Regions from separate parts of the Homo sapiens genome. Here all the other regions are linked to region 1. Evidence: chromatin loops called from intact Hi-C (ENCODE). Cell type or tissue: PC-9. All regions are shown on one strand.

The links. Hi-C counts contacts between places; a loop is a spot of excess contacts. Peaks named below come from ENCODE experiments on the same cell type or tissue, not always from the same donor. Only the 100,000 strongest peaks of a DNase experiment are listed, where the experiment ranks them.
Region 2: a loop joins it to region 1, with 6 times the contacts of the local background. A loop is called at or near these places in 2 of 110 quality-filtered maps.
Region 3: a loop joins it to region 1, with 5 times the contacts of the local background. A loop is called at or near these places in 3 of 110 quality-filtered maps.

What each region holds. Positions count from the first base shown.
Region 1 is chr9:87,425,247-87,433,246 of GRCh38, forward strand. No RefSeq gene overlaps it. Among named protein-coding and RNA genes, the nearest start is that of DAPK1, 69 kb to the right of the region's middle. In PC-9, no CTCF peak of the experiment used is centred here; DNase peaks (open chromatin) are centred at 2,755, 3,095 and 3,605; H3K4me3 peaks cover 1,375 bases; H3K27ac peaks cover 2,315 bases.
Region 2 is chr9:87,333,560-87,341,559 of GRCh38, forward strand. No RefSeq gene overlaps it. Among named protein-coding and RNA genes, the nearest start is that of DAPK1, 160 kb to the right of the region's middle. RefSeq lists a silencer at 2,909-3,078. In PC-9, a CTCF peak has its summit at 3,497 (motif pointing right); DNase peaks (open chromatin) are centred at 3,562, 4,402 and 5,142; H3K4me3 peaks cover 1,365 bases; H3K27ac peaks cover 1,238 bases.
Region 3 is chr9:87,370,780-87,378,779 of GRCh38, forward strand. No RefSeq gene overlaps it. Among named protein-coding and RNA genes, the nearest start is that of DAPK1, 120 kb to the right of the region's middle. In PC-9, a CTCF peak has its summit at 3,281 (motif pointing right); DNase peaks (open chromatin) are centred at 1,882, 3,392, 3,722 and 5,082; H3K4me3 peaks cover 1,064 bases; H3K27ac peaks cover 4,394 bases.

The DNA.
Region 1 (8,000 bases):
TTAAACTTTTCCAAATGGGGTAAACATGAGATTTGCAAAGGAAGGAGGGGAGGGAGAGGAAGGGGTAGGGTTGACTTACAAAACAAGAAAGAAGGAAGTTTGAAACTGTTTCCAAATAAGGTAGTGAAATGAGAACTTTGAAGGCCAGGGTGATGAAAGGGGGAAGGAGGGAGACAGGAAGGGTGGATTTATGACCACATCACTTATGACCATAGAGTTGAGTTTTGAAGAGGAACTTATTTGTTCCAACAATAAGGTTCCTGGGTGGCATTGAACGTACAGTTGAGATTCATGATCATGAAACTAAAGCAAGAACTGGTTGGCCGGGTGCAGTGGCTCATGCCTGTAATCCCAGCACTTTGGGAGGCTGAGGTGGGTGGATCATGAGGTCAGGAGTTCAAGAACAGCCTGGCCAATATGCTGAAACCCCATCTCTACTAAAAATACAAAAATCAGCTGGGTATGGTGGCATGCACCTGTAATCCCAGCTACTCGGGAGGCCGAGGCAGGAGAATCACTTGAACCCGGGAGGCAGAGGTTGCAGTGAGCCAAGATTGCACCACTGCACTCCAGCCTGGGCAACAGAGTAAGACTCCATCTCAAAAAAATAATAATAATAATTTAAAAGAACCAGTCAACACAATTGTGTGCTATTGTCCAGCAATAATTATCTGCCCAAGTGAAGGAACAGAAGAGGCAGAGAATGGGATTTAATCAAGATTGCATGTTTGCTAGAGGAGTAAGCCATTGAAGAAAGGGCCTACAAAATTCATGGAATGTGCAAGAGGTGATTAGTATGAGGGACCATCTACTCTAACCTTAGTAAGGGAAATGAAAATGCAATAAAGTGCCTGATTGTGAAAATACACTAGGATCAAAGGATTAGAGGCCTTGTTGAGACTGAAGAATTTTTGGAGTGAAGACACTGGCATTAGAGATGTAGAGGATGGGAGGTGGTGGTCAGATATTGGGATACTGAAGTTGATTTTTAGTAATTACGCATTTAAGATGATGAATTGTTCATGTTATGGCCATGGTGATCAATAGTTTAGGTAGGATAAAAAAATATTTAAAGAGGTAGAGAAACTGAAACTCATATGCAAGATGGATCATCACGAGGTTGGGGAAATCTCAAAAAATTGAGTGGAGAGATGAGTTTTGAATAAGTGAGCCGTTAAATGCTTTGAAGGTGTGAAGACCATTTAATCTTCTTAAGAATTCTACATAAAATTCAAGAATTTGGCCAGACACGTCTGTAATCCTAGCACATTGGGAGACTGAGATCGGCATATCACCTGAGCCCAGGAGCTTGAGACCAGCCTGGGCAATATGATGAAACCCCGTCTCTACAAGAAAATACAAAAATTAACTGGGTGTGGTGACACATACATATGGTCCCTGCTACTCAGGGGGCCGAGGTGGGAGGATCACCTGAGCTGGGGGGATGTTGAGGCTGCAGTGAGCCACGATTGAGCCACTGCCCTCCAACCTGGGCAGTGAGAGAGGCCCTGACTCAAAAAAAAAAAAAAAAAAAAAAAAGAAATTCAGAAATTTTATCTCTACTTAAAGAAGAAGGTGTTTTGAATAATTGCCTGAAGTCATGCAAGGTAAGTGCTTCAGCTGGAGTTCGAACCTAAGTTTCTCTGACTCCAAAGCTTATTAAATTCTTTTTACTTTTTTTTTGAGACAGAGTCTTGCTCTGTCGCCCAGGCTGGAGTGCAGTGGCGCGATCTCGGCTCACTGCAAGCTCCACCTCCCGGGTTCACGCCATTCTTCTGCCTCAGCATCTCGAGTAGCTGGGAACACGGGCACCCACCACCACGCCTGGCTAATTTTTTGTATTTTTAGTAGAGACGGGATTTCACCATGTTAGCCAGGATGGTCTCGATCTCCTGACTTCGTGATCCGCCCGCCTCAGCCTCCCAAAGTGCTGGGATTACAGGCGTGAGCCACCGCGCCCAGCTTTAAATTCTTTCTCTGCCAGTATACATCTTCCATTTTTCATTGGTAAGACCAAGCAGAAGAGAGTTAAGGCATGATTCATGACACGCTCCAATAGTGAATTCTGAGCTCAGAAGAGAAAATAAATCTCAGCAAAAAAATATATATACATATTTATATAATATAAATATATATTATATATATATATAATAAAAATCCTGCTGAAATGCTTGGGGCAGGGGCAGGGCGGGGGTGGAATCAGACCCTAGAAATGTTTAATCTTGTGGATATCATTAATTTTTAGACACTATAGTAGAAATGTGAGTTAACTGCTCGGAGGGATAAATGAGGTTCTAGAAGTGAAAGTAAGTAATTGAGTCACAGAATCATAGAGCTGGAAGGGATCTTAGTAAATATTTCGTTCATTCATTTTCTGCTTAGAATACTGATACTCAAAAAAGTTAAGTGACTTGTGTAAATTCACAAAGCTAGGTGGTAATGTAAAGTCTAACCCAGGTAATGTAAGGACCACCAGCCCGTTCCATCACATAGACTGTGGTTTTTTCTTCCCACTCCAAAGGATTTTAAGTCTGAATTCTTGAGACTGTATTCCTTTCCTAGAAAGGGCATACTTCCCCAAAAGTTAAATGCACTGTGCTTGAGAGTCTTCTCCAAGGTGTATTTGGCATGACTGGTATTCATGTGGCCTCTTTATGCTCGATTTTTCTGATGGCTGGCCACCTCTTACATCCAGGAACAACCTACTTTGTAGAAACCATGACTGTAACCTGCTCTAAACCTGTGGTCAAATCTTGCCAGAGGCAACAGTCCTCTTCCTAATGGGATCTTTCCCATGACTCTGTTGAGGAACTGGAAAGTCCAGTTTCTGTGGTCAAGAGAGAAATCCTAATCATTGAGCACTAAAATGTGAGACCATAGAGGACCCTCACCGCTGATATTCGAAAGGCTGAAAATGCACTGTCTCAGCCTCCTCAGTGAAAGCAGACTCAGCAGATGAGTGTGTTCCTGTACCTTCCAGCTTTATGCTTTTCCTGTGGTTGACAGAAAGGAGCTGGAGTGGATTGGAGGAGAAGCTGAGATGGATTAGGAAACTACTTCCTTTTCTACAAGCTTACTTCAGGAATAGTCAATCAAGGCTCTTCAACGTGACTAAACATTGCGTTAAGCATCCTTTGGCTTGAAGACATCAGCTTTCTAAAATGAGGGCTATTAAGGCAAGTGGCTGTGTAGGGCCTCATGCATTATGAATTTGCTAGTCATGGATGAATACAAATTACCTTGCAATCAGGACACAGCTGGTAATTAGAAACAACTCTTCTTTTGATTCAATTAACCACCTGAAGAAATTAGGTTTTGATTTAGATTTGGGTTGGAATGCTGTAGTCCCCTTTAAAACAAGGAGAAAAATGGACAATTCTGAAGCGTAGAACATCTCTTCCAGATTTGCAACAGGGAAGTTCTCTCCATTATGGTTAAAAATCAATAAATTAAAAGAAAATGACCCACCATGTGTCATTGTTGTGAATAATTGCCATTGATCAGCTCAGGAGGGAGAATGGGGCAGAATAGCTTCCATTTCCGAAATCAGATCTTCCCCACAGTTGAGACAGCCTCCTGCTCTAACTGGTTTGACAAGAGGAGACTGACCTACGGTTGGGAAGCTGGCCAGTGATTACCCAGGGAGTAGGTAGCAGCTCAAAGGTGGAAACACAGAGGTCCTTATTTTCCAATCCACTGCACACTGCCTATAGCACACAACACCCACAGATGTGCAAAACGAAGGAGGAAATGTGTGACCTCTTCTGAACTGAATCTTGTTGTCCTCTCTGAGCTTAGGACTCTACTGAAATGCTAGATAGAAGCAGAATGTGTTCCCCCACCTCCACCCATGACAAGACAAGTGCTTTAATAAAATCTAAGAAATGTGGTCCACATCCCAGAAGAAAGGTGTTGCCTAGCAGCAGTGACCTTTAAAGAAAGGCCAGACAGACTTTTCCTAAAGGATTTTTAGGATATTGGGAGTCAAGTTTCCTGATGATTTATCTAAATATAGTACTGAGAATTTACCACCTGCATTATTGGAGGGAGCCTTTGAATACTCAGCCTCCAAAGATAAATATTAATAATAATGTCCAACACGTACTTGGTGCATTGTTTCACAAAGCATGGTACACATCCCTGTACAGATGCCACAGATGGTATGCAAAGTGATTTTAGGTACTATCTGATGAATATTTGTTATTTTATAGGTTATGTAATTGTTTTAAAATGTGTTTGAAAACGTAACCATTTCACCATTCATCAGATTGAATGAAGATAGACTGGGTGTGTGGGCTGAGGCAGGAGGATCACTTGAGCTCAGGAGTTCAAGGCTACAGTGAGCTATGATTGTACGATTGCAGCACTGCAATCTGGCCTGGGTGACAGAGCAAGACCCTGTCTCTCAAAGAAAATTTAAAAAATACAAAAAGAATAAACAGAGTTGATTAGGATGAAACTAAGTTTTAAGAAGTGATTTAAATAAACTCAGTTTTAATGTTTAACTAAAGAAGAGCCAGTTTTAAATATGGCTGACATTTTGCAAGGAATAATTTGGTGCTTGTTTTGTTCTAGGCACTTTGTACAGGATTGCAGTCTCTCCTTCATTCCTTGTTTTTCTGGAAACTCAGGCTAATCATATCTGTGAGTTGGTGAAATGGAACTTACTCGGGTTTTGTTTTTTTGTTTTTTTTGGTGTTTTTTTTGAGATGGAGTTTCACTCTTGTTGCCCAGGCTGGAGTGCAGTAGCGCAATCTCAGCTCACTGCAACCTCCACTTTCCAGGTTCAAGATATTCTCCTGCCTCAGCCTCCCAAGTAGCTGGAATTACAGGCATGTGCCACCATGCTCAGCTAATTTGTGTATTTTTAGTAGAGACAGGGTTTTGCCATGTTGACCAGGCTGGTCTCGAACTCCTGACCTCAGGTGATCCAACCACTTCGGCCTCCCAAAGTACTGGGATTATAGGCATGTGCCACGTGCCCGGCTAATTTTGTGTGTGTGTGTGTGTATATATATATATATATATATATACACAAAAATATATATATATATATATATATATATATATATATATATATATATATATATATACATATATTTTTTTTAGTAGAGACAGAGTTTCTCCATGTTGGTCAGGCTGGTCTCTAACTCTCGACCTCAGGTGATCCGCCCACCTTGGCTTCCCAAAGTGCTGGGATTACAGGCATGAGCCACCACGCCCGGCCTTGTTTTATTTTCTAAACACTTCACCCTTTGAATTAAATCCTCTTGGGATATGGAGTTTGCAGGATTACTGACAGACATATGAAATTCTCCTGCTTTAAACAGAAAGCTTTAGAATTATTTCAGGGTTGTGATAGATACCAATTCATGAAGACAGACAGTGTACATCTTTTCCCAACTCTGCATTCAGGGACAGTACATTGGTAGCTTGAAACTGGCCATCATGAGAGTATTTGCACCACAGATATTGGCAAATTCTATAAGTTAGGAACCAGTGGTGGTGGCATGGCCTGTAGTCCCAACTACTTGGGAGGCTGAGGTGGGAGAATCACTTGAGCCCAAAAGTTTGAGACCAGACTGGGCAACATAGCAATAATCCATCTCTTTAAAAAAAAAAAAGTGTTAAATTAGGGGTTGGTTTTTGCTTTTTCTGGAGAAAATATTTAACAACCCTGCTGTTAAGTATTTTACCAAATAAAGTTGTATTCAACCTGATCTTAAAGTCTACCTGCAACAGATTGCTAGGTCCCTACAGAACCAGAAACATCCACCTAACCATTAGCTATAAGTATGATAGCAGAAGAGTATTGCATGGGATAGGACCTTCATAAGGGGGCAGGATTTTAAAGTATCTCTTTATTTGTTTGTTTAAAATAATATTTATCCCTACCTTCCTTCCATTCATTCATTCATTCTTTTTAGTTCTTCAACTTTTCCTTCAAGCTCCAGGGTACATGTGCAGGATGTGCAGGTCTGTTACATAGGTAAACGTGTGCCATGGTGGTTTGCTGCACAGGTCATCCCATCACCTAGATGTTAAGCCCAGCATCCATTAGCTATTCTTCCTGATGCTCTCCCTCTCCTCACTCCATCCCCGAGAGGCCCCAGCGTGTGTTGTTCCCCACTATATGTCCGTGTGTCTTCTCATTCAGCTCCCACTTATAAGAGAGAACATGCGGTGTTTGGTTTTCTGTCAAAATATCTACTTTTGTTACATGGCTAAAAGTGAGCCATTGACTTTTTAAAGAGATGCCTGGCCAGTATATTTTTCAAATGCTACCAGAAAATCAATCTGTTCTCTACCCATTTATGCTACAAACCATTCTTAACACACTGTAACTAACTGAAATCTGATTCATAATAAACACCAGGCTAATATCAAAAGAGAAGAGAAGTGGAGATGTCACAAGAAGTCAATAAGCAAGCTAAAGATGGTGTGAAGGGGGAGGGGAATAATGTTGCTAGGCAACCATCCCTAGTAGTTAATTCACATGTGTAGATACGAGAGCCTTGTTTTCCTCAGCACCAGCTAGCCCCAGTGTTTCCCCACTACCTACTTTGATGTTTCTGTAACCTACCAGAAAGTATCTGTGGGGGTCCTTAAAGTCCAGGACCCAGGGGTCAGCCTGATTGGCTAACCCCTCTAGAGATTAGAACTTCAGAAGATGTGTAAGCATTCTGCTTCCCTTTTAGATTTATATTTGTGGCTTCCCACTTGACAAATACTACAATCTTGCATGCATAAGACTCATTACAGCAGGGCCGGCTAATTCCCCAGTGGACATTTCATCACTGATTTCGAGCACACACCATGGACTGATGGATTACACCTTCTGTGGCAAGGGTGATCAGATTGCATTGATTCCAAGCTGAGAAAGTCACAGTTCTCACTGGGCTTCACTATTGCAGGAAGTTGGCCACTGCACGGCCTCCACATTGTATGGCTCCAGGAAATATACTTTACATTGTTGTCTAGGCTAAAGATACACTGCACAGAAATTATCAATTCCCTCACAGATGAAGAAAGCAAGGGCCTTAGAGAAAGGTGACTTCAAGCTGTTTAACTCGCTAATAGCAGAACCAGGATTATACCTCAGGTCTCTGGGTCATAATCTTTCTAATACACTAAATTGCCTGCCATATGTTTTTATTTTATTTTATTTATGTATTCATTTATTTATTTTTGAGACAGAGTCTCACTGAAAATAGAAAAATTAGCCAGGCATGGTGGTGCATGCCTGTAATCCCAGCTACTCGGGATGCTGAGGCATGAGAATTGCTTGAATCCAGAAGGCGGAGTTTGCAGCGAGCCAAGATTGTGCCACTGCACAATTGTGCCTGGGCCACAGAACAAGACTCCATCTCAAAACAAAACAAAACAAAACAAAACAAAAAGGAAGAAGAAAATGGGCCAGGCACGTGACTCACACCTGTAGTCCCAACACTTTGGGAGGTCAGAGCAGGCAGATGGCTTGAGCCCAGGAGTTCAAGACCAGCTGGGGCTCAAGTCATCTGCCCACCATGTTTTACCATGTTTTTCTCTACAAAAAAACACAAAAATTAGCCAGACATGGCGGCATACACCTGCAGTCCAAGTTACTTGGGAGGCTGAGGTAGGAGGATTACCTGAGTCCAGGAGGTAGAGGCTGCAGTGAGCCATAGTCACACCACTGCACTCCGGCCTGGGCAACAGAGTGAGACCCTGTTGGAAGGAAGGAAGGAAGGAAGGAAGGAAGGAAGGAAGGAAGGAAGGAAGGAAGGAAGGAAGGAGGGAGAAGGCAAAGAAAGAGAAAGAAAGAAGGGGAAAGAAAGGAAGAAAGAAATGAAGGAAGGAAAGAAAGGAGGGGAGGGGAGGGGAAGGGAGGGGAGGAGGGGGAGGAGAGGGGAGGAGAGGGGGTCCACCCCAAGACTGAAGTCCCTCCCTGGATCCTTGGCTGTCCATTGCTGAGTCCTTCTCTAGAGGCCAGAGTTCCCTGCCCAGTTGGAGTCCTAGTT
Region 2 (8,000 bases), 92 kb before region 1:
CCTTGGAACTCCAATCTTTCCTTTATGCCCCAGGACCTGTCCTCCGCTAAGAGTCACAGCACTCTCAAGTGAGGCTGCAGGACTAGGAGGAGGTGATGTTGGGGTGCCCTGCCCTGGGGGAGGCACAGCCCCACACCGAAGCACACCCATGCTCCCCTCCTTCACCCAGATCCCTGCTGCTTCACCTGCTACACCCACCACTCTTCAGAGGTCCTATTGCTATCTGACATTGTCTTGGGTATTTACCCATTCTAGTTTTTATTGCCTGTCCCCTCTCATGCCCCGTGGAAATGGCGATTGCTTGTCTATTTGTTGTCAGGTATCTCCAACGCATCATGTGGCACATAGTAGATGTTCAATTAGTATAGTCATCCTTTGCTTAAAGATGGTGATACATTCCAAGAAGTGTGTTGCAAGGCAATTTCATCATTGTGTGAACGTCATAGCATGTACTTATGCAAACCTAGATGGCACGGCCTACCACACACCTAGGTTATATGGTACAGTTTATTCCTTCTAGGCTACAAACCTGTACTGCAGGTGACTATGCAGAATACTGTAGGAAACTATAACACGATGGAAGGTATTCATGTATCTAAACATATCTAAGCATAGGAAGGGTATAGTAAAAAATGTGGCATGAAAGATTTTTAAAAAGTGGTACACCTGTATAAGGCAGGCCTGCCTATGAAAACCTTGTGGGACCACCATCATATATTCAGTCCATCATCAACCGAAATGTCCTTAAGGGGCACATGACTGTATATGTTTAATCAATTACTATTTATTCCTCCTTTGTGGTGGATTTTCTTTCAGGAATTCAATGGTTTTATCCTACAGACCATCAGGGGCTCTCTATGCCTATATAGTCTTCCCAGTCTAGTGTAAACCAAGGGAAGTGTCAGGGAATCTTAGTGTCCCTTGACATGCTGGGGCTCCCAGGGCACTCCATGAATAAATAGAAAGCGGTTGTGTCCAGGATATGCAGAGGACTCTGGGGAAAGTATGAATCATCAGGCCCTGATAGTTTGAAAGTGACCTTTCACACCCTGCCAAGACACTGCATTACCGAAGAAGAGGTAATTGATGGCACAAAGCAATAGATGGTGCCCGATAGAATGGATTACAAGAGGATAGACCATAAACCTCAGCCATGATGCCTAACAAGGAATGTTCTCAGAACTCTGTAGGCCCAATCTCAGAACAAGTGAATTAGAATATCTAAATCAAAGGCTAAAATGCGCTTAGAAAATGCTTGCCAAGTGAAATGACATGATTCACTTCGGGTTAAGAACTATTGGCCTAGGCCGGGCATGGTGGCTCACGCCTGTAATCTCAGCACTTTGGGAGGCCAAGGCGGGTGGATCACTTGAGGTCAAGAGTTCGAGACCAGCCTGGCCCGCATGGTGAAACCCCATCTTTACTTAAAATACAAAATTTAGCCAGGTATAGTGGCACATGCCTGTAATCCCAGCTACTTGGGAGGTTGAGGCAGGAGATTGCTTGAACCCTGGAGGTGGAAGTTGCAAAAAAAAAAAAAAAAAGGAAAAAAACTACTGACCTAAAGAAATAAAAATTCCTTTTTGATTAGAAGGGGCTAATATTGTTTTGGTGTAGGTACTGGATTGGCAAGAAGGCTGTCCTGCATAAATTCATGTCTTTACAATAGGCTCCTATTAAAATGCACCAGCTTCTCCCAGTCTCCTTGCCTTTATCTTCTAAGGAGGTTATAATGCAAAACCAAACATCAACCAATCTTAGTTTGGTCAAGTCAGGAAAGAAACAGCAGGAGAGAAATAATACAGAGGCTGCATTATTTGCTTTCCAAGTTATTATCCAAACTATGAAATATTTGCATTTTGGGGACTAATAAAAATAACATAATAAAATGAAGATAATATCTTTAATGCTATCATCTTCCAATAGCTTTGTTATTGAGAAATACTGGTGTGTTTTTCTATTTGCATTTCCAAGTATATACTCACTCAATCTGCCAGAAGCATCCATTTGCCTCTAAGAGGATTTAGAATAATTACATCAGGAATGCACAAAAGGAGTTGATTTTTCTGCTTTGACTACACAAATTGTATTTTTGTGTCTCTAGAAATAGGATCGTTTTGACAATTCTGAAGAATCTAAGTGAAGCTTGGCAATACTGATTCTGCTGCTTTGCTGTAAGTCATAGGATAGAAAGAATGCAAGATGTGCCGGGCATGGTGGCTCATGCCTGTAATCCCAGCAATTTGGGAGGCCAAGGCAGGCAGATCATGAGGTCAGGAGTTCAAGACCAGCCTGGCCAATATGGTGAAACCCCGTATCTACTAAAAATATAAAAATTAGCTGGGCGTGGTGGCGCACACATGTAATCTCAGCTTCTCAGGAGGGTGAGGCAGAAGAATCACTTGAACCCAGGAGGCTGAGGTTGCAGTGAGCCAAGACTGTGCCACTGCACTCCAGCCTGGGCAACAGAGCGAGACTCCATCTCAAAAAAAAAAAAGAAAGAAAGAATGCAAGATGTGATGAAAGGAAAACTTCTGATATACAGAAAGGAGAAGAACCTTCCTCTTCTAGCCCAGATGGAACATGGGAGGGAAGAGAGAAAAACAGAGTGAAGAGGTTGGTTGCCAATGTCTTTGATATCTATCCCTTTCTGCGACCTTAGGGTAAACTTGGAAACTCCCAAGCCTGTCTTTGGGAAGTGGGTCTTTGGTATACCCTCACATCCAACATGGCAGGACTAGCAATGGTGAATAAGATATCTACGTAGACATCCTGAGAAAATGTTACTGGTGCCCCAGAGCCTATGCATGGTCTGCAGAAGATCCACAAACGTGTCCTCAAAGGTTCTGAGATTAGCTGTGCTGACCAAAGATCACAAAGCTATGGGGTCTGTGGAACATGGGGACTCATGACCCCTACCTGACATGCAGCCAGAAGGGACCAGCTGCACACAACAAGCTCCATGCAGAGACCCATAGAAGGCCCAGCCCATCTGCAACTAGCAGATGAAGGACTGGTGCTCAGGGACACAGTATCTCCTCCCACCACCCCAAGGTTATGTCACTTCTTTCATGCAGCCAGATGCCATCTAGCGGGGTGAGGAAAACAGCAAGAAATCTGAAATACTGAGATAGTTGAGAAACAGGCTCTCTCTCTCTCTCCTGGGTTTTTCTCCACCCCCAGCACATGAAAGAATTGTAAGGAAATTTAGATGATTGATAATAAACTATAAAATATAAAATCTGGATTATCATTATATATTTTATGGTGATGGGTAGATTTCCATACTCGCCACAATTACTAGCCTTTCCTAAATTAGGACATTTTCTGGAATGTTCTTCTAATAAAAACTAAGTCATTATCATTATACTTAGATTTTATAACCAAGAATTCCAAAGTCATATTACCAGTCTACTACGCTTTCCCAATGAATCCATCCTGTAAGTCTAATTTCTAAATACACTTGTTGTCCACAAGGTGGCCCTAGAAGCAATAGAATACAGTTCACCTCCAGAGCAGCCCGACCGCTAAAAGGACTCAATCCTTTTTGTTTTCCCATTTATGAGCAATTAACGGAGTGAGAACAGAAAAAAAAAGAGCACAATTAAACATTGTACTAATAAACTGATAACGCGTCTTCAGTGTTTGTTTTTACCAAACAGAGCAGAACTATGAATCATGCGGCCGCGGAACTGCACACCTTGGCTGTGTATGGCACCGAGGCACCTTGCGTTACCTCCGAGGATGTCTGCCAATTTTTTAAACATGCAAAACCATAGTGTCAGTAAAAGAAAAGTTCCCAGAAGACTCGCAATTGTGCAAATGGGGGGGGAAAAAAAACAAACAGGCATCAGCCATCACAAAATTCCAGATTGCCAGATTCCTTGATTGTGGCTTTTAAGCAAAACACAGCCAGCTGCCTGTATTTAACGTTAATTGTTAAGCTCCAAGTCTCAGCCAATCATTTTACTTCTGAGCTGGCGCTGTAACAGCAACACAAATATGAAACTCTCTCCCTGACCCAGTTTAGTGTGGGGGGGAGGGGGGAAGGAGACAATGAATAATTAATTCTGGGATTTGGTCAGCTTTCCTGTGAAGAACACATCGCTAGCTTCCTAAAGCAAAACAACATCTGTGCCTGAAAACTTCTCTTGCGTCTTCAAGATGAGCTGATGGTGTGTTTATAAACCCCGTAAAAATCCACCTCTTATCTCTTCTCCCCACCAAAGAGCCATGTTCGCACTTTAAGGAGTGAGTCTTCTGTTTATGATTGGCTAGAGGGGTGGCCACCTTTCTCATGTGGTCCTCTGCTGAGAACTCACTCGGCTGATGATTTCCCTGTTCTTGACCCTTTGTGTGATTTGAAGGTTTCTCGCTCCTCCCAGATTGCTAACAGCGCCAAGTATCTAGTCTCCTATTTTTCCTCGGGGGATGGATACCTTAGCCTCCTTTCTCGGTCTGGAATGCAAAGAACGCAGCTTCATTTGAGTGAATGGAGAATTCTTTGTAGGCAGAAACGATCTCTCACTCCTCTCTCATATTCCTGTTCAATCTTTCTATCTCATAAACCATAAACGACAGGCAGATGTCTAAAAAAGCATCTGGTTTTTAGAATCCCCCCAGTCACCGGACCTGGGGGGAGGTGTCCTCCTCCAGAGCACACCGAGCAATCTCCCGCAACCAATCTGACTTTTTGAGTCTGGCTTTGAGGTCTTGTTGCCAGAAAAGGGAGTCCTGAATCCAGACCCCAAGAGGGTTCTTGGATCTCACGCAGGAAACAATGTAAGGCGGGTCGCAGAGTGCAGTGAGAAGAGAGAGTTGATTGAAAGATACGCAGTTACAGAGTAGGGATCCTCAGAAAGCAAGAGGAGGAACGCTTCATCTTTGTTTTGTTTTTCTTACATGGGGGTCTTTTCTATGCAAAAGATAAGCTATGTCTCTGTGCAGGTGGGCTGACAGCATGGCAAAATTGCTTATTTTTTGCTGACTCAAAGAAAACTCTCCTAGTCATATAGTGTGTAAATACATCAAATCATACGTGTAATTACCTTAGAAGCATGCATTGTTATGGATATTGGGACATCTGGACATTCCATTGTCATAGGAGTGTGTCCTTGCAGGTATCATCAAGCTGTTTTCTGAACTGTAAACATCTTAGGGCTGTGGGTTGTGACCAGCAAGGAATGTGCCTTATTAGTGTCAAGATGGAGCTGAACTTCAAATGACGTGACTCTGACTCTCCTATGCTCTTGTTTCCCTAACAGTCTGACAAGGTTAACCTTCAAGGACTGCATCAGGAATTGGTCACAGTGCTTAGCAACAGGTTCTCTTCACTCTTGTCATTTACATATAGACGACAGCTAATATTCAAATCCGTGTAGGCAAACCCACAGTTGATTAAATTAAATCTCTTCTCTAGCTTGATTTGCATAACTTGAAATAATCAGAATAGAGAGTGAATGCATAATTGAAAAGAGAAAATACGTACTGCAGCTATTTGAAACTAGATGTCGTTGAATTAAGCTTGTAAATTCTGATAGTACTGAATGTACAACTGTTCTAGGCTAACTTTACATTTGAAATGTTAAGAAATGTGAGTTGTGAACTGGAAAGTTAATTAACAAACAAAATCTTAGAATATTGCACTTTGTTATGGCAGCCCTAGAAATAAACAAAATTTAAGAGAAAAAAGAAATTTTTTGACTAACAATAACAACATTTTAAGTTGTTTTTTTTTTTTTTTTTTTGAGACGGAGTTTTGCCCAGGCTAGAGAGCAGTGGCGCAATCTCCACTCACTGCAACCTCCGCCTTCCGGTTTCAAGCAAGTCTCCTGCCTCAGCCTCCAAAGTCACTGGGATTACAGGCACCCGCCACCACGCCCAGCTAATTTTTTTGTATTTTTAGTAGAGACCAGGTTTCACCATGTTGGTCAGGCTGGTCTCAAACTGCTGACCTTGTGATCCACCCACCTGGGTCTCCCAAAGTGCTGGGATTACAGGCATGAGCCACCATGCCCGGCCCCAACATTTTAAATTTTTTAAGAGAAAAACTGTCGAGCAAATGACCTGAATAGTTTGCTGGCACTATTTTACAAGAAAACAGAAGCAGTTCCTGCATACCATGTTCTATTCTAACTCTTGCAAGGAAAAGAATTTAGCCAGTGTTTCCTTTATTTTAGAGCAAAATCTACTCACTGTAAGATCTTCCCCATTACTGCACCCAGACTCCCAGTTCTCTTTCTTTATGGCCCATATAGGACCCTCACACCTCCACCCACTACCCGCATTGCCTTTATGAAAAAGCAGACCCTGATCTGGCTGGGCTCAGTGGCTCACGCCTGTAATCCCAGCACTTTGGAAGGCCAAGGCAGCCAGATCAGGAGGCCAAGAGAGCGAGACTACCCTGGCCAACATGGTGAAACCTCCACTAAAAATACAAAAATTAGCCGGGCATGGTGGCTCAAGCCTGTAGTCCAAGCTCCTCGGGAGGCTGAGGCAGGAGAATCGCTTGAACCCAGGAGGCAGAGGTTGCAGTGAGCCGAGATTGTGCCACTGCCTGCCAGCCTAGTGACAGAGCAAGATTCCATCTCAAAAAAAAAAAAAAAGCAAAGCCTGAAGAAACAAAAATCCACCATGCACCGCAAAGACAGAGAGACCCTGCTGCTAAGCAATGTCACTTTGTAGACCAGGCACAAGCAGTCCTTCATTTTGTTAATTTCACCTTGCCTTGCTGTTCCCATCACCTGGGGTATCAAAAAGAGAAAGGAAAAAAGCAAGTGGGCGTGGCAACAATAACTTGGATCCCTAGAGTATACACCTCCCACCCCCTCACCCCCAATACTTCCCATTTAATTCTCAAAAGCAGAGGCAGCACCAGGCCTAGGCCATGCACCCCGGCTCTAGCAAAAGCAGAAAGCACTACAGATGAGGTCAATCTGAGAGGCAGTCTTCATCCCGGCCTCAGGCATGGTTATAAAATGTTTGCAATTTGGAAAACGTGGATCACTGATGTGTAGCAAGGGCAATAAATGCTTTTCTCCCACAGTTGTTGTGGAGCTCCATTCTCCCAGCCAACCCTGAGCAGACTTGCTCCTTCCCTAGGATGACAGTATTCTTTCGTCACAGAATGTCTATAAGAATGAATGTGCAGAGTACATTTTTTAAGGTAAATGCCCTAAATGTGTGGTTGAAATCAACATTTTCAAGCTGTCAAAAATAAGAGATAAGTTGTTCAAGTTTAAGAGTAAACAAGGATTTATAACAACATTAGTGAGAACTTCCTTTCTATTGCCTTACATTAAGTCAAACAGTGATCATTTTATTCAATATCCACCTCACTTAAGGAGATAGGAATGATTGCTCCTTCTTTTTTACAGATGAGAAAACTGAGACTTCATCAGGTGAAGCAACTTGTCCAAGGACATGCCACTAGAAAGAAGTGACCTATGATTCAAGCCCAGGCAATCTATTACAGAAAGCCCCACTCTTCACTGCCCCACTGTGCTGTCTTCCAAAGAGCATGAATAACTAGACTGGATATTTACAGACTGTTTTTCTTTAACAGGCAAGATGGACAAAACTGTTCAGAAGTGGTTGTTTGTGCCTATCTAAAGGACTTCCTGCCCTAGCAACATTTGGTCCACATCCCTAAGCTCTTCTTTGCTTTGACTCAATTTATCTTCCAAAGCCGAAGTCACAACAGGATGATCTTCCTTCAGAGAACCCCCAGAAAGTTGTGTTTTCATCAGCCAGAAATTCCAGAGAACTTGGGGGGAAAATCCCGAGGATTTCAGAACAAACTAAGCAGCTAAAGCAGAGATTCCGGGAGACCTTTCTGACAAACAAGCGTGAGGTGTTTGCTTCTCTGCCCTGTGTTGCTTGAAGAGAATGCTGTGCCTGGCTCTTTTAACTCTAAGAACCAAGGACTCAATAAGTTGATGTGAGTGAGGGAGGCCATTGCAGGACACCAGAGAACAGCCATACTCATGAAGAGAGAGAAA
Region 3 (8,000 bases), 54 kb before region 1:
TGGCGGAGGAAAAGGCTCCACACTGCTGGGTCATTCCCTTTAGCAGCATTTGCCGCATCTCTCCTGGGGACCAGGCACTGTGCCCTTGACTGGTGGCACAGATGAGTAGGAGTCAGTCCCTGCCTCAGGGAGGACACCACTAAGGGAGGGAATTTCTGGGAGACAACTGTACCCTCCGAGATCCAGTCACCTATTGTTGGTGTAAGGAAATGCAGTGTGAAGCTGCAGGCACCAACAGAAAAATCCGTCGTGGGTTTTGAGGGCATGTCTCCCTGGCATTTCTCCTGTTCTGAAAAGTCGGTACTCCATTCCCCAAGCCGTATGCTTTCTTCTTTGACCCTGTCTCTCTCTTTCTCTTTCACACTTACATGCACACACACACACAAGCATACCCCACCATCCAAAAGAGTCATAAACAACTAGCTCTGATAAAAGAGGAGATCTCCAAAAGTAGCACGGGAAGGTTTGTGGGGGAACAGACAAGGGAAGAATCAGTTATTGGAGGAGAGAAGGGACAGAGAATTTTCTGGAATGGGGACAATTGAATACACTTTTTTCTTTTTCAGATGGAGTTTCGCTCCTGTTGCCCAGGCTGGAGTGCAAAGGCACAATCTCAGCTCACTGCAACCTCCGCCTCCCAGGTTCAAGGGATTCTCCTGCCTCAGCCTCCCGAATAGCTGGAATTATAGGCACCCACCACCACGCCTGGGTAATTTTGTATTTTTAGTAGAGACAGGGTTTCACTGCATTGGCCAGGCTGGTCTCGAACTCCTGACCTCAGGTGATCCACCCATCTCAGCCTCCCAAAGTGCTGGGATTACAGGCATGAGCCACAGCACCAGCAAGTACACTTTTTAAAAGAATGAAATTTACTAAGTAAGTTGGAGGAGGAGAGTTGGGAGAGCAAGGAACGGAGAGGAAGCTATGTGGTCAAAGGCTCCATGGTGTGGAAAGGCCTAGAGCATCCTGCAGGACGGAAGCCTTCAGGTGGCAGGGAATGGCTGGCAAAGAGCTGGGAGGTGGGGTGGGCTCTGGGTGGCCTCAGGCCTCACGGGCTTATGAGGCCTGGGGCTTCTTCATCCCAGGAGGAATGAGGTGCTGGAAAGTGCCCTCCTGAGCTTTTGAAAGCCGGTTACATGGAGAACAGTGTGTCACATAGGGAGTGACAGAAAGTAAGAAAATCAATTAAAATTTACTGCAGGGCAGGGTGTGGTGGCCCATGCCTGTAATCCCAGCCCTTTGGGATGCCAAGGCAGGCAGATTACTTAAACCCAGGAGTTTTGAGACAAGCCTGGCAACATGGCAAAAACCCATCTCTACTAAAAATACAAAAATTGGCAGGGCTTGGTGGCGTGTGCCTGCAATCCCAGGGAGACTGAGGTGGGAGGCTCGCTTGAGCCCGGAAGGCAGAGGTTGAAGTGAGCTGAGATCACGCCACTGCACTCCAGCTTGGGCAACAAACCCAGACCATGTATCAAAATAAAAAAATAAAATAAAGTTACTGTAGTAGCCCAGGCAAAAGACATTGATGGCTTTTCACATTCCAGAATATTTCTGGCATGAGAATTTTATAAGCGCATGGAATTAGAACTCACATACTGATGTTCATACACTAACAGAATTAGATTATCTACATGGATTCCCTCTCATTCCTTCCAACCCCACCTCCCACAGAGAAAATGTTTTGTTTACTGTAGCTTTAAATTGTTCAGAAATTTTACATCTTTACTTTTCACAACACCTAGCAGGGATGCGGGCAGAGAGAAAGTGGTTAATAGATAACGTCGCCCTTAGAGAAAGGCAACACTGGATAAAATATAACTACGTGACCTGCTCTTGCTCCCTGTACGTGCAAATGGCGCAGTCCCCTCAAGCGCTGTTAATGAAATCAGGGAGTGGCACAAGGGCCGTAACCTCCAGGCGGGGAAGGGACCCAACCCACTGAGTGCATTCCCGAGAGACAGAGCCTCCTCTGCTGGGTCCCCATAGCTGGAAATAAAAAGAGATAAAACCAAGCATGAATAATGAGCCTGTCATTCAGGTGTTAGCCTCCACTTTGAAAATTCACTGAAACTATTTCCAAGATAAGAACTGAAAGCCTGAGCTGAGTGCCTCCTCTGCCTTGAACAACTGCGAGGGAATCTAGAGCGGGGGTCCCCTTCCATGAAAGATTACAATTACTCCCACACCTGTGTTTTGCAGGTGGTTTTCAAGAGGGCAGCAAGTGAAAAAATACAATGGGTGAGATGATATGTAAATATAAAATATTAACAAATACACCTAACACAGTATTTGACTTTAACAATTAGGAAAGGCTTTCCTTTACCAACAGCCAACACATACATATATGATACGTGTTAAGATAACACGGCATTGGCCAGGCACAGTGTCTCACACCTATAACCCCAACACTCTGGGAGGCTGAAGTAGGTAGATCACTTGAGGCCAGGAGTTCGAGATCAGCCTGGCCATCATGGTGAAGCCCATCTCTATTAAAAATACAAAAATTAGGCAGGGTGCGGTGGTTCACGCCTGTAATCCCAGCACTTTGGGAGGCTGAGGTGGGCAGATTACCTGAGGCCAGGAGTTCGAGACCAGCGTGGCCAACGTGGTGAGACCCTGTCTCTACTAAAAATGCAAAAATTAGTCGGGTGCGGTGGCACAGCCCTGTAGTCCCAGCTACTTGGGAGGCTGAGGCAGGAAAATCACTTGAACCCGGGAGATGGAGGTTGCAGTGAGCTGAGATTGTCCCACTGTACTCTAGCCTGGGTGACAGAGCTAGACTCCATCTCAGAGTAACTAACTAACTAACTAAATAAATAAATAAAAATAAAAATACAAAAATAAGCCAGGCATGGTGACGCATACCTGTAGTCGCAGCTACTCAGGAGGCTGAGGCAGGAGAATCTCTTGAACCTAGGAGGTGGAGGCTACAGTGAGCTGAGATCGCATCTCTGCATTATAGCCTGGGCAACAAAGCGAGACTCCATCTCAAAAACAAATATATAAACAAATAACATGACATCTTATTTTCTGGGTTCTTCTCACTTCCTTCTCTACTTTGTCTCTGAGTCCATTTTTACATCTCTGAAAATCATTCCGAGGCACTGAGCGATTGTCTGAGGATGTCTGCTACTGTTTTTCACAGCCATCTGCCATCTTTGCTGGCTCTTCATGTTTTCCCTGGACTCTTTTTACCTTGTCTTAGAACTCATCTGAGCCTCAGGGTCTACTTGAGATAGAAACGAGGTGTCTTAGGACAAGCTCTACCCAAGGAAGGAATTCAGGCCACAAGGAGGCTCTGAATGTCCCAGCCTGCTCATCCCTGGGTGAACACAGCTCTGGCTATGATTCAGAGCTCTCCTGAAAGTGTAACCACCCAAGGGGTTCACCTTGCCTGCTGCTTAGACAGAGCTGATTCATCAAGACAGAGGAACTGCAATAGAGAAAGAGTAATTCACGCAGAGCCGACTGTGCGGGAGACCAGAGTTTTATTATTACTCAAATCAGTCTCCCCGAGCTTTCGGGGAGCAGAGTCTTTAAGGATAACTTGGTGGGTGGGGGGAAGCCAGTGAGCCAGGAGTGCTGATTAGTCAGGGATGAAATCGCAGGGAGTCAGAGCTGTCTTCTTGCATTGAGTCAGTTCCTGGTTGGGGGCCACAAGATCAGATGAGCCAGTTTATTGATCTGGGTGGAGCCAGCTGATCCCTCAAGTGCAAGGTCTGCAAAATATCTCAAGCTCTGATCTTAGGAGCAACTTAGGGAGGGTCAGAATCTTGTAGCCTCCAGCTGCATGACTCCTAAACCATAATTTCTAATCACGTGGCTAACGTTAGTCCTACAAAGGCAGTCTAGTACCCAGACAAGGAGGAGGTCTGCTTTGGGAAAGGGCTGTTACCGTCTTTGTTCAAACTATAAAGTAAGTTTCTCCCAAAGTTAGTTCAGCCTATGCCCAGGAATGAACAAGGACAGCTTGGAGGTTAGAAGCAAGATGGAGTCAGTTAAGTTAGATCTCTTTCACTGTCTCAGTCATAAATTTGCAAAAGCAGTTTCAAAAGCTGTGCTTGTCAGTTGGCCTCACATCTGCATGTCTACTTCAGTGGCTACAAAATTTCTAGAGCTTAGCACCTTTCTCCACTTTTGTTGGACACCTGGCTCATCCCACAAGTACTTCTGCAAATATAATTTTTATTTAAGTTGTTTACTTTCCTCAGAAACTAGAGCATCATTGAGGGAGCAAATGTCTGTAAAACATTTAGGGAGCAAATGTCTCAATCCCGAGGCTGAAGCATGAAAGCCTGACACTGCTCCAAAGTACGAGCTTGCTCTCATGACAACTTTAGGTTCAAGATCAACAGTTGGTGATATTTAGGGAAGGCCTTGCTTTGTTTTGGTGTGTAGTTAAGCATCACTCCTGTTGAAGAGTTTTACACACACACACAGACACACACACACACTAGAGAAATACAGAGAGTAGAAGGTAGATACGCAGGTATGCAGAGTATGTGGAGATACAGCATCAAGGTCAGAAACATCACTGGGGTCCAAACTCAAATGGCTTCACAGCCTTCCAAGGAACATTAATGTGTAAATGTGGTTGGGGGTGGGGGGGTGCGGGAAAGAGGACAATAGGGAAAGATAAGAGCTGCACGGGAGAAGAGAGTGCCCAAAGTCTTCAAATTTCAATGATTTTTAATTCATACTTTGAGACATATCTGCAGGCAGCAGAGGCTTGAAGATCACAGCCTGAGACATCCTGATTCTGTCATGCTGCCAGAACATTGCCTCCTCTACTGCTGTTGTTGGCACTAAACCTTACTGCCCAGACTGCCATCCAATTAGTAATAGGATTCATCAACACTTTTGAATTAAGTGAGGGGGGAGGTACAGAAAGATGTCATTCATTCATGCCCACCATCATAGGAGATGCAACCTTCATAAAATAAATCCATGCCCTCAACCAGCTAGGGAACAATGTGGGGACGTAGGGTTTGTAAATAAGGGCCGGATTACAAAGCAGTGCAGGATCAGTGTAAACAAGCCTGGCATGGAAAAATACCCATCATGGGGTGTGAGAGTATGATGGATTCTTTCCAGATGTGGTCAACTAGAAAAACATTACGAAAATATTTGGGGCCGGGCACAGTGGCTCACACTTATAATCCCAACACTGTGGAATGCTGAGGCAGGAGGATTGCTTGAGCCCAAGAATTCATGACTAGCCCAGGCAACACAGAGAGACCCCGTCTGATAAAAGAAACTATCCGAGCATGGTGGTACACAGCTGTAGTCCCAGCTACTTGGGAGGCTGAGGAAGGAGGATCACTTAAGCCTAGGAGTTCAAGGTTGCAGTGAGTTCTAATCATGCCATTGTACTGCAGCCTCAGCAACAGAGTAAGCCCCTGCCAACCCCCACCCCCAAAATTGGGATTTTTTACTGTGCTTGAAAAAATAAGTCGGATTTTAGAGAGAGAGTAGTGTAAGGTCAGTCTTCTCATTTATTGCAAAAACTATTATTTCAGACATTAAAATTACAAATGGACATTCACGCTGCCTCCACAGACCAACTGAGCTTATCTATGGAGCTTGATAAAGATGACAAAAAGAGTTAATGAAAAAGGTTTCTGAAGTCTGGAATGAAATCTAGAGGTGGGTTCTAGGAGCACAGATGACCCAGATTAAAGAAAACAGACAAAGCTGTGTAGACAGCTCTTCCCTATCACTGTGAAATCTGCCAGAGAGCCCAGACACCACTCCTGATCTCCCAGCTACAACAGCAGTACCAACAGCTTGGATAACTCATCCCAAGGAGAGTCTAAACTATCCAGAAAGTATAGATCTGTCAAAATATTTGTGTAAGCTTGGCAATTTTGAGCTGCTTATTAATAGGTTTTTTTCCAACTCAATTTTCAGTGCAAAGTTCCATAATTAACCTTCCAACAACACTTCATTTTGGTTGGAGTTAAAAATCTTCACAAAATAAATAGAATTCCTGGTATAGCTACGATCTGAGGGCCTTTAAATGATTCGCATGCAACATCCTGCCTTCATCATTGTAATTGTGAGGGTTCTTGGATTACAAGCAACCAAAACCAGATCAAACTAATTTAAGTAAAAATAGATTCTATTGGCTCATAGAATGGGAAGCAAGTCTCCAGAAACAGATCTTATGAGGGAGTAAGAGCTAAATGTTAGTCTCTCTGGGGTAATACCCTTGAATGAATGAGCACTAATTGCTTTTAATCTCGGCCTAACACTCAACTTCCACAGGGAGAGTGTGACTGAACTTGGGTCACGTGTTTACCTCATGGTAGGTAAATGGGAAATGCCTTGGACACCAGTCCCCATCAGCATTATCCCCAATAGAAGTTTTGTTTTCCAAAGGGAAATTGAGGTGCAATTTTGCAGGGAGAGAGGATGGATCATTGACACTCAAAAACAATGGAGCACCATGTGTAATTGCAGCATCACTGGAATTACGATGCCCATATTACCTTTGGAAGATGGTAAGATTTTTGAGTGTTTTATCAATTGTAGTAATGCTGTGTTTAAATGCTGCCTAGACATCATCCAGCTCTGTGACCATTACCCTGAGCTAACTTATAGTATTGTAGGCTATAAGGACAGTAACACAACATGGAGTCACTATCTTCAGAATAAGATGATGCTTTTAAACATTAGCGAACCTCCCTAGCCTTCAAAAGATCATTTGGGTGAATTTCAAGGAGTAGGCAAGGAAAAGAAAAATATTAACAATATGCTTTTTCTGGTATTTTTGACATGAAGTTTGAGGGAAATTAGCATCTCTTGAAAACTTCTCTTCATGACTTTTCAGATTTCTGTTGATTTTAGACTCATGTCACCCATCAGTTGTCTTTAGCTTAATCTGCTGTCACCAGGAGCACTAGTATGATATGTTGTTCTTTTGATTAAAAAGGAGATCTTTATATTTAAGTATAAAATTTTGGAAAATCTTTTAAAGACAGAATGATCTCCCTAGCAGAGTGGCGATTCCCTTTCTCCAGAAAGTTGTCAACTAAAGACAACCACTGGTAAGAGGACAGCAGTCGTGTGTTGTGTCATGAGTGGCCAGATCATGTAACCTTCATGTCCATTTCAATAATAAGATTCTGTAGTTCTAAATCTGATTAATGCCAACGTGGAATCTCAAAACACAGCCTGACAGTCAAAGAAAAGGACTTACATTTCAGAGGGTATCATCAATTTTGCCTGAAAATAGCTTAAATCATTTTAAAAATCAACCTGATGAGGCTGATAAGTTGGATTTATTTATGAAAAATCATAAATAATAGAAAGTATGATGTGTTTGTTCTGCAAGACAGGGTGTTGTTTTTAGCCAGCGTATTAGGGTTCTCTAGAGGGACAAAACTAATGGAACCCAAATATATATAAAGGGGAGTATATTAAGTATTAACTCACATGATCTCAGGGTCCCACAATAGGCTGTCTGCAGGCTGAGGAGCAAGGAAAGCCAGCCTGAGTTCCAAAACTGAAGAACCTGGAGTCTGATGTTCAAGGGCAGGAAGCATCCAGCACAGAAGAAAGATGTAGGCTGGGAGACTAGGCCAGTCTCTCTTTTCACATTTTTCTGCCTGCTTATATTCTAGCTGCGCTGGCAGCTGATTAGATTGTGCCCACCCAGATTAAGGGTGGGTCTGCCTTCCCCAGCCCACTGACTCAAATGTTAAACTCCTTTGGCAACACCCTCACAGACATACCCAGGATCAATACTTTGTATCTTTCAATCCAATCAAGTTGACACTCAGTATTAGCCATTACAGCCGCTCTTCTCCAGCAGTTGAAGCAAGTGATTCTAACCAAAACAAGAATTTTCAAATAGAAAATGACTTAATTGTTAATGATATTTCTAAGTTCTTTATTTATAGTTTGAAGTCATAGAACAGCATGATAGCATATTGAAGTATTATCAATTGCACTAAAACAGACATTATCCAAGACCAGCAAAAGTGGATTGGGAA